Linked DNA regions of Mus musculus: region 1 is linked to region 2. The links are chromatin loops, found by intact Hi-C in ENCODE. Cell type or tissue: heart. All regions are shown on one strand. Links, peaks and the distances in the headings refer to the core of each region. The heading gives the core; the rest is flanking DNA.

Evidence for each region. Hi-C counts contacts between places; a loop is a spot of excess contacts. Peaks named below come from ENCODE experiments on the same cell type or tissue, not always from the same donor. Only the 100,000 strongest peaks of a DNase experiment are listed, where the experiment ranks them.
Region 1: it touches region 2 in a loop (4-fold over the local background); 2 of 42 quality-filtered maps call a loop at or near these places.

What each region holds. Positions count from the first base shown.
Region 1 is chr19:16,220,190-16,225,562 of GRCm38, forward strand. The region is part of intron 2 of Gnaq (guanine nucleotide binding protein, alpha q polypeptide); the gene reads left to right. Among named protein-coding and RNA genes, the nearest start is that of Gnaq, 90 kb to the left of the region's middle. In heart, for the core only: no CTCF peak of the experiment used is centred there; a DNase peak (open chromatin) is centred at 2,562.
Region 2 is chr19:16,129,509-16,134,881 of GRCm38, forward strand. Gnaq (guanine nucleotide binding protein, alpha q polypeptide) reads left to right here and starts at 3,176. Exons shown (of 7, transcript NM_008139.6): 1 at 3,176-3,953. The coding sequence starts at 3,818. In heart, for the core only: a CTCF peak has its summit at 2,951; DNase peaks (open chromatin) are centred at 3,103, 3,953 and 4,303; H3K4me3 peaks cover 2,907 bases; H3K27ac peaks cover 2,668 bases.

The DNA of each region.
Region 1 (5,373 bases), core at 201-5,200, 91 kb after region 2:
TTTTCTAAGGATTCTAAACTTAGGAAGCAGCTTGCAATACATGTCAGTATGTTGCACACTTTTACCAAACTATGATTAATTTTTCCTTGAGTGTAGGTATCCATGATTTTGTCCATGGGAGTTCTTTGCTGAAAAAGCATGTTTCTATAATGGCGAGCTCCTCCAACTCATCCCACATTGAGGAAACACATGTTTTAAGATTCCTTTTGAACATACAGTGATATAGAGCTTGTTTATTTATACATACCACCTTGTTTTTTTTCTGAATACAGGTTCATAGCTAACAATAAAAGAGACTGTCATTTAGTAAAGCCTGCCTGTGTAAAGTATATGACCATGAGATTGCTTCAGTATTTAGTTCTTTCTAAAAGGATGAATTCCATTCATCTTCCACAGATGAGTTCTTCTGATTACATTCTCTGTCTTCATCTAGAATTTGATTACTAATAAAAAGGAGGTGATTTGAGTGCCTCTGTGTTAGCATGGATAGGGAACTGTCTGGAATTGCAGTGTGGTGAAGAATGTCTGAATTGGGCAGTTGGTGTTCTTCCTGTATGCCGGTTGTAGTATTTCATATGTGCATGCATGATCTCCTCAGGTTACAGGATACCTTTCACAGAGCATCATGCTCGTTGGGAATCGATCCCACCTCAACAACACAGGCAAAGCAGAGGAGGCTTTTGCTCATTGTGTAGAACGCCCCCGATGGGGGCTCCTGGTATTCCTTTGCAGCTGATTTGTGATGTCTGTGAAATCAGGGATTGAGGCAGTGTAGAAGTGTCTATAGTCTGTCCATTGCCAGCTCTGCAAGAGAAAAACATCTGATATGGAGAAAAGAAATGATAGTGGGGACTCAGCCTGTGCTACCTTCAAGCTGACAATTTCACTTTTCTTTTTATTCTATAGTTTGAGCATCCTTGATCTGAAAATGCTATGGTGGAGGACAAAGGATAGATTACAGGATTCAGTCTTTCCTTCCACCTGTATAAATCCAGTAAAATTATTAAAAATTTGTGTAAAATTACTACCAAGCTGCATTCATTCCATGAGTATGAAAAGCAAGTAGCTTAAGCCTCATCTCATAGATACTTGTATATATGCATGTGTTACCATATTTAAAAGCTCTGCAGACTAGGATGTTTCTGGTGCAAGTATTTCTGACAAGGATACTCACCCTTACCTAGTTTCTAAGTTTAGTCTTTAAAGTTCTAATGACCAGGCTCACTTAGCAACTAGTCTTTAGCTCAATTTGCCTAAGTAGCTACGGACTGTTACTATGACACGTGGTTTTCCTTTTCATTTGGAGTGGAGGGGAACTAAGAGGACCACTAAGTACTATGCTACCTGTCTTAGTCATGGTTTCTATTCCTGCACAAACATCATGACCAAGAAGTAAGTTGGGGAGGGAAGGGTTTATTCGGCTTACACTTCTATACTGCTGTTCATCACCAAGGAAGTCAGAACTGGACCTCAAGCTGGTCAGGAAGCAGGAGCTGATGCAGAGGCCATGGAGGGATGTTACTTACTGGCCTGCTTCCTCTGGCTTGCTCAGCCTGCTCTCTTATAGAACCAAGACTACCAGCCCAGAGATGGTCCCACTCACAAGGGGCTTTTCCCCCTTGATCACTAATTGAGAAAATGCCTTACAGTTGGATCTCATGGAGGCATTTCCTCAACTGAAGCTCCTTTCTCTGTGATAACTCCAGCTGTGTCAAGTTGACACAAAACTAGCCAGTACACTACCTAAGAATAAGGAACGACATGTCACAGAAAAGTACTTCACTCATTAGGGTTGGGGGCATGATTCAGTCGTTATCTTACCTTGCAAGCCTGAAGATCTGGGTTCTGTCCTCAGAATTGAGCTAAAAATGCCGAGGCATTATTACATGGGCATGTAATCCCAGCACTGGAGATGCAAAGACACGCAGATCTCTCAGGTTCTTAGCCAGCCAGCTAGCCTAATTGTGAATGTCAGGCAAATGAGAATGGTGCCAGCGACATCCGCCAGCCCTCAGTTTCTTGGTTATGTGCATGCATACCCACTCCTAAGATGTAAGCATTTGTTAAAAATGTTTACATTATTCTGATTTTTGTATTTCCTTAAAAAAGAAAAACCCTCAAGATCTTCAATGCTATTTTTCAAGAGAAAATAGCCAAAATTCTGAAGACTGTATTATTCCTGTCTTTGATCAACTCAATAAGAAATTGCTACATAAAAATGAAACAAAACAAAAACCACAAGGGAATTTTCTTAGTTCCCAGAATGACCACATACTGATTGCACTGAGGAATTTCCACCTGTGTAATAAACAGGACTAACAATTTCGCATTTTGGTCTGTCTGTCAAAACATCTGGGAAGCCAAAGATTTGTAGGCTGCAGAAACCAACCTGGATGAGGAAGAGGAAAAGTTTTGAGGGTGTGAGCTCACAGGAGGCCTGAGAAGCTGAAGGACTGTGCTTGGGAGAGATGAACTTCAGCCAATTTCAGTCTTTCAACACTCACTTCTGATTCAGATTCCTGGGAAAAAGTGTTGGACTGGCCCAGCCTGGATTCTTTGCTAGTTCTTTAGACAGGGGAAGGAAGTCTGGTCAATGTGATTGACAGTCCCTGGGGGAAATCTGGGTACTGCTAGTGGAAAAAGGAGAACAATTCTGGCCCCGTTCACAAATGTCTACTACAAAAGTGCACAGTCGATTTATAACACGGAATGACATGTGAACTCCCTGTAGATGCAAGTCCTCTGAGTTTACTTAGCATTTACCCTAAAATACAATTTCTTATTCTGGACTTACTGTGGGTTATAGGGTGGGAAGGGACTCAAGTTAGTGACCGAGTGACAACTATCTTCTCTCCGATGTGCACTGTGGTAAGTGTATCCAGCATTTGAGTTCTAGCACAGAAAAGCCAAAGAGTCTTGCAGTCTTTACATTTGTTAAGAATTTTTCATTTCTTCATAGTCTAGGCCTGAGTTTTTTCATGTGTGGGAGTGGGACAAACAGTGATAAGGTGGTTTAAAGTTGGAAAGCTCATGCATGTGAAATACCTTTAAAATTGTTGGCAGTGTCAAGTGGAGGAAAAGCCATCCTCAGAGCATGGTCACTGGGATAGGATGCCAAGGGAGGCACAGATCACTCCTTTCCTGGATGTGTTCAGAACAGAATAGATTGTTGACATGTGGCTTTCTCTAAAGCTGTCTTTCCAAGCTAAAGCATGCTGTGAACTGGACAAACTGAAATCTTTTCTGACAATCGCCTCGCTCGTGCTGATCCCTGAGGAAAGAGTTTAGCAATAGATGGACACTGGCTCTCTCCCTTCTGTGTTCTCACTGAAGCAGAGCTTATGCATAGAAGAACGCGTGTTCTTAGTAGTGAGAGTCAGGTGTCACCACTTTGAACATGTCTGTAGCTAAGCTCTTAATCTGAGTCAGCACAACCAGTACCTGGGCTCATTACCCCTTATTCTAGATAAATCTACCAACCACAGGGGATCATCTCTTTGATGTTTAAGGACATTTAGTTTTGCCAATGTTTCAACCTGTATTCAAGAAGGCACATATTGTATGAACTTTGGTATCTGTATTTCACTTAAATCATATTTGAGGGGTAACAAAGAACTTGTCCTGGTGGTGAAAATATTTTTTTTAATCTGTTTAGTCACATAGTCACATTTGTTTAACATCTAGTTTTCTAGCTATTCTATAGGGTATTTGTTTGTTTGTTTTTATATATGTTTTCTTTAAATATGTGACTGTTTCTGACTGTTACAAATAATACAAATGTAGGCACTCTTGAACCTGGCCTTGGTTAACATATGATTATGTTTACCAAACAAAAACACATAACCTTTTACCCGCCTCTATTAGAGTGCCTGATTTATTATTGCTTTGTAGGAGCTCTTTATATATTAACAACTCTCTGCTTAGTAAATGCAATTTTTCTTTACTTTGTGAATATTTTCTTTACTTTGTGATTTACTTTCTATTTTCTTACTGGTTCTTCTAGTAAAAGTTCTTAATCTTAGTCCAGTTAGTCATTTTTCCCCCCTCTAATTAGTCCTTTTAAAGTAATCTTTGCTTACTTTAAATTCATATAAATAACCTGGGCTTTTCCCAAATTTTTTATTTTTGCTTTTACATTTAGATCTAAAATAAACTTCATCATATATTGTAGAGTACAGTGTGAAATAAGGAGACACATTTTAATTTTTCTGTCTTGCAATCTTGTTGACCCAGCTAGTTTACCAAAGACACCATGCAGGGCTGTGCAGGATCGCCCTGGTCACTGATCACATGATTATGTATACAGTTGGTTCCAGGTTGACTATTATGAGCCATTTGATTATTTTGTGTCTCTGTCTATCAGTACTAAACTGCTGATAACCAAGCTGTATAAGGAGTTTTGATATTGGACAGGGTAAGCCATTCTGCTTTGGTTTTCCTCTTTGAGACTGCACAGCTGAGTTGACTCCCTTATATTTAAAGGGTTTTTGGTTCTGTTCTTTTTTTCCATGAAAAAAATGTCTTTAACATTTTTTAGGCTTCCTAGGCAGAACCCAAATGTTTTCATGGCTTACTCTGTAAAGCAACATCTTCCTTTTCCGGAGGCCTCTGCATGTTTGCTGTTCAGCTTGTGTTAATTTATGGCCAGGCACAAAGTTCTTTATTTTTCCTATATTGATAATGACATTAAGAAAAAAGCAGTCACATCACTTCTGAAGGCTGCTGTGAGCCTTCATTAGTATTCACGGGTCCATGTTCTTGTCCTTTTTAGCATTTTCATTTAGAAAGAGGAGAAGCTGGGCCAAGTGCAGTGGGGATCAATGTCCCTTTCCAGCAGTGTCTTTTGGGCTGACATTTCCTCTGCAGTGCCCAATTTAGCTAATACGTTAGCAGAATCCTTTCCTGTTTCCTGTCCCCAGTGTCTGCAGCACTGGCATTGAACAGGTTTGTCTGGATCACTAGCTTTTGTGGAACTAGGCCATTTTTTTTTTTTTTTTTTTTTTTATGGTTCAGTTTAAAAACTTAGGTTAAGAAAGAAGGTAATAATGAAAGCTGGTTTTGACACTTGTTAACTGTAGTGTTTTAATCTGGTTTTAAGTGTTCTGTGTGCTGTGATATAACTTGTTTTTTTGTGAGTAAGCAAAAACAAACAAACAAATCTGTATGTTGTTTAGTTCCATTTGATCTGGTTTTTGATTGTTGAGATAGGGTGTCTTAGTTGCTTTTCTAATGCTGTGGTAAAACCTTAAAACCAAAGCACCTTACAGAAGGAAGGGTTTGATTTTGTTTTGTTTGTTTTTTGTTTTTGTCATATGATTCTAGACAGGTGAGTGACCATTTCTGTCATGACAGAAACAGGAAGCAGATAGCAAA
Region 2 (5,373 bases), core at 181-5,180:
CCCCCTTCTGGCCTCTTACAGGCACTAGGCACACCCATGGTGCACAGACATAAAAGCTGACAAAACACCCATGCACATGAAATAAATAAGAGTCAATTAAAAATAATATATGTTCTGGGCTGGGTATGGTGGTGAGTTCTATTGCTCTCAGCACATTTGAGGTAGATGGATATCTGTGAGTTCAAAGCTAGCCTGGTCTACATAGACTAGGCCAAAGAGGGGCCAATTCTAGTCTCAGCACTCTTTTGAGTCCTTGAGAACAGGAAAGTCCTTGCTCTCAGGCAGGCAGACAGAAACACAGACACACCCCACATATTATGAAGTAGCCATGATAAATGACTGGGAACAAAGGCACTGTACACAGCCTGCTGTCTGGGTTCCCCTTCAGGATCTCCTTTTCCTTTTCTTCTTGGACCCTGGAATCCCTCCTCCATTCCTTTAATATGTCTTTACTGATCTATCTTTCTTTCTTTCTTTCTTTCTTTCTTTCTTTCTTTCTTTCTTTCTTTCTTTCTTTCTTTCTTTCTTTCTTCTCAGGTCTCTGAAGGCTGGGCAATAAATTGGGGTGTGTGGGGTGGGTAGGCTTCTGAACTGGGACACCGCAAGGGAGATAAGAGTCTGTTTTCTCTGAAGTTCAATGCTTGTAGGATTTTGTGGTTTTGCCTTTCAGCCTTACGGTAATTGGCCTCGAGTTCTCAGAATGGCTTATCAACCCACAGTATGTCTCCAGTGATTTTGATTTGGAATTGTTATTTTAAAGTGGTGTACGTTTACGGTAGAGATTTTCTTTGTTCCTTTCTTCCTTTTTTTCTTCCCTCCCTCTTTTCCTTGCTTCCCCACAGGGTATCTCCTTCAGTAGGCCAGACTGCTATTCCAGATAAGACTGTGTGCTCGTACACCGAGCTAAGCCTATATGTTCTTTAGGGTACATTGAAATGCTTTTTACCTTTACCCCAATTTTTGTACAAATCAACTCCAGTTTTTTCTTCTGTATCCGTCCAGAGCTGCACCATGCCTTAAGACCACATGCCTATAGAGTTTGAGGACATGCTGTAGGCCCCGGGTGCTCCTCACTGCATCTTTACTGTATTTAAGCAGTTAATCCCTGCTTGTTGATTTAATGAACTGGAATTTTGTAACATGAGCCCTGTTCGGTTGCATAATTTAGAGTCTATTCTTCTAGAGCACACTCAACACCACTGTGAGTTTCTGTATGGACTCCATTTGTTTGATGTAAGTCATAGGGACACTTGCTTAGCAAATGCTTTCCAGATCCATCAAAGGTTTATGCTTGGAATTTTCTCTTCCTGTTTCCCTCTTGATGTCCTTATATAACTTTGTCCTGTGCATTGCTGGCATTCCTTACTTCCTGATTTCTTTCCAGTGAGTGATACGTTGATTTTTTTTTTTTTTTTTGTCAATTTAAATATCTGTACCAGGGCATGTCCCTGGGGCTGAGACAGAAGTGACAAACAAAGAGGTCAGTTAAGCAAAATATATTACTGACACTTTAAAGGCACAATTTGTCTCAGGGGCTCCTTAGGAAACCAGACATGAAATGTTGATCGTTTTGTTTTCCAGCTTGTTGTGTCTCTCTAGGACACACACACACACACCCCACCCCCACCCCCACGAGGGGGGGCTGGGTATTACTTGCAATTCTTGCCCAATTCTTCTATTTTACATTTCTGCCTTGGACTCTGAATCTTTAGTATCTAAATATTCATTTTCACAGCTAGTCTACACCAGCTCTGATGGTATTCATATAAAAGGGGTGAGAGGTTCACCTTCTTTGCTTCTTTGCTTCTTTGGCAAGGTATCTTTTTTAAAAGCAGAGTATTACATACAGACTTTACGTCCACAACTCCATCTGAGTCCTGGCATAGAGGCTGAATGTATGCATGCAGTGTATCACGGGGGTGGGGGGGTGGGGGTGGGGGTGGGGGTGGGGGTGGGGGATGGGGTGGGGTGGTGGTGGTGGTGGTGGAGAATAAGGCAAACCAGAGGAGAGACCTTGAAGTCCAAGACTTGTTTCATTCTTAAGTTGCAGCAATGGGTATGATCTTACATTGCAGCCCAGATCAACAGGAGCAGTTTATGAAAAGCATGAAATGTGGAGGCGCCCACTTCTATCTATAAAGTCAGGAAAAATAGTACGATTCTCCTCTTGATGTTTGAGACACACTGAATTGAATGAACCTTTTTTTTTCCCCAATACAACCTTGAATGAACAAGATATTTTCTATTTATTAGTAAACCACCTCAAATTAGAAGTATAAAAACCAAATAGAATTTTGCTCCAATGATACTAGTTTCTTCACTTTCTCCTATTTTATTCTCTCTCCCTCCCCCTTTTCTTTGCTACAAGGTCTCATACTGCTCAGGAAGCAATTCTCCTGCCTCAGCCTGTGGAGTGTGGAGTTTATGGGTGTGAGCCACCATATCTGTCTCTTTCATTTCATTCTGTACTACTTGGCGTTCTCCCAGAAGTCATCCTTAACTGTCACGGTGTAGAAGGGTCAATCCTACATTACCAGACTGTTTAACGTAGTGTGCTGGTAGGAAAACAGAAACCACCTCAGTGACCCGAAAAGTTGGAACGGATCAGGAGGCTCTTGGAAACTTGGGCAGCTTCTTTTTTTCTCTTTAGGATTCAGATTCCTATCTGGAGATAAGGAGGACAGTTCCGTCCACAGATCCCTCAGTAACCCCCAGAGAGCCAGTGACAATCCTTTCTCTTCCCTAGTAAAGAGCATCCCATCTTCTAAGATGGATCTTGGGTCAGAGGCCACTCGAGGCAGCTTCTTCCCAATGGCGTTTTAGAAATAGGAAAGGGCAGCCCGGCTGCAGAGAGGCCCGGAGCGCAGCGCGTGGGCTCCCGGCAGGGCTCCCGCAGCGCCAGCGGCCAGAGGGCAGGCCGAGGCCGCCATATTCTCGCCGACCACGCCCCGGCAGCCCAGCGGCAGCCGAAGGTCGGTGTCCGCCTGCCGGACCCGCTCCAACGGCCGTGACCGCCGCGCCGGAGCTCGCACAGAGGGAGGCGGCCGGCGAGCGGGGCGGGCAGTCGGGGGCGGGGCGAGGAGAGCGCGAGCTGTCCAGGAGGGGCCGCGGTCCCGCCCCTTGCGCTGTGCCCGCCCCCTGCGCCCGTCCTCCTCCTCCTCCTCCCGCCGCCGCCGCCCCCTCCCGGATCTGTGCTCCAGTTCAGAGAAAGGAGAAAATGTGTGTGTGTGGCGAGGGGGAGGGCGAGCACTGAGCAGCCGCGGCGCGCCTGGCAATCGGGCCGGGTGGGCGTCCGGCGGAGGCGGGGGCGGAGGCGGGGAGCGCGCGGCGGCCGGCTGCCCGGTTTGCGAGCGAGCCGAGTGGGCGCGGGCAGGCCGAGGGCGCCCGGAGCCGAGTCAGGCGGCGGCGGCGGCGGCGGCGAGGAGCGGGCGCGCCGGGCGCGCTGAGCCGTCGGCGGTCGCTCGCTGCGGGGCCGCCTCGGTGGATGAGCTCGGGCCGCTGGGCGCACAGCCTTGGGCAGCGTCGGCGGCGGCGCCTGGAGGGCCGCGCGCTCTCCGAGAAGGCGGCGTGTGAGCGCGGCGGGGCGCGGCGGCCTTTCCTCGCGCGTCCCAGGCTCCCGGCCCCGCTCGTTCCCGGCCCGCCTGGGCTGCGGGCCCGGCCGCCTCCTTTACCGCGGCTCCCCTGAGCTCGTCCCTGACGCGCGCCCGGGCGGCGGGGCTCCGCGGCCGCCGCTGCCTCGGGGGAGCGAGGGCGGAGGGCGTGTGTGCGCGCGTGTGAGCAGGGCGCCGGCGGGGCTGCAGCGAGGCACTTCGGAAGAATGACTCTGGAGTCCATCATGGCGTGCTGCCTGAGCGAGGAGGCCAAGGAAGCCCGGAGGATCAACGACGAGATCGAGCGGCAGCTGCGCAGGGACAAGCGCGACGCCCGCCGGGAGCTCAAGCTGCTGCTGCTGGGTGAGTGCGGCCCTTGGGCCCCGGTACCCCCCGCCCCGGCTCGCCGCTGCCCTCCCCACGCGCGTCCCCGGCCGGCACCCGCACCCGCACCCGCGCGCGCGCACCCAGGGGCCGAGGGCCGGGGCTCCCGGGCGCGGATCCGCGGCGTGCGCCTTTGGTGTCAGCTAGGGCCGTGCTCGGTGCACAGCGTCTGCGGGACGGCTGAGCGTCCGCGCGAGCGGCGCGGGTGGGCAATGGCGTGCAGTGCGGTGGTCGGCCAGCGTCCATTGTGGCGCGTTGTGGGGTGGAGAGGGAAGGGTGGAAACGGGGAGCAGACCCCGGTCTGGATTCTGCTAGGAAAGGTGCTGAGGAAGCCTTGGCTGGCGCTCCAATAAACCCGGGTTAACGTACTGGGCAGGGGCGGGGCGGGAAGACTAGCCCAAATGTGCTATACTGTAGCCACCAGGCCACTGACAGGAGTGACCCCAGAGAGTTGCATGGCCAGTGGATGGTGACAGGCGTCTCTATGAACCATTCCTTCCGGATAAAGATGAAGGATCCGGGAGTGTTGTACTGTGTGGTTGTTGACAGCAGACGGGTGTCTTTTGTTTAATGAGGCGACCCAGATGTATGCCTGAATTCACAGCAGTTTCTACTGGAAACCAGCGCAGCCTCTCAGTTACTCTCCTGGAAACAAACAGAAACCTTTTGTTTAAAACGGACATTTTAGTATCTTGCCATCTGGGCTCCAAGAAAAAACGGGAAGAGTGAGAGAAAATTTCCCTCTGATCGCGTTTAAAAAAACAAAACAAAACAAAACAACAACCCAACATTCTCCCTTAACATGAAATTAGCAAGAAAATGCTATTTTCAAATAGGAGCTATATTGATTATTATCTCCGAGAGAGTGTTCGGAATCAAGCGATCAGGGTCCATGTACAAGCTAGCATGACATAACTATTGCTATTGTGGTAGGAAGCAAGAACTGCTTTGCAGGAACAGGCCTGAAAAATGTCTGCACTTGTGTTTATTTGTTACCGCTTCACAAACATTTCTGTAAGAAAAGAATGTTGCATTGTTGGGATTTGAGAAGACACCCCCCCCCCCCCCGTTTTTTTCTTTTCATTTTTCTTTTTTTTGCTATCTGGAGCATTCCATGTGCTGGCTCCAAGAACCCATTACCTTGGGGCCTGGCTTGCTTATCGTCAGGAGCAAAATATCATAATCACACATGGTTCCCAATGCTGTTCCCTTCCCTTAACCAAGGTCTTTATATTGAAATCCAGTTAGGTAAATGTGCACATATAATGTGTTCATAAAGACTAGAAGGCAAGGGGCTGACTAGAAAGATGGGTTTCAGGGGGAATAAGCCAGAGCAATGGGGAAACTGGGTAAGCCTGTCCACCCTCATCATTTCTGTTTCTTCTCAAGGCTGAAAATG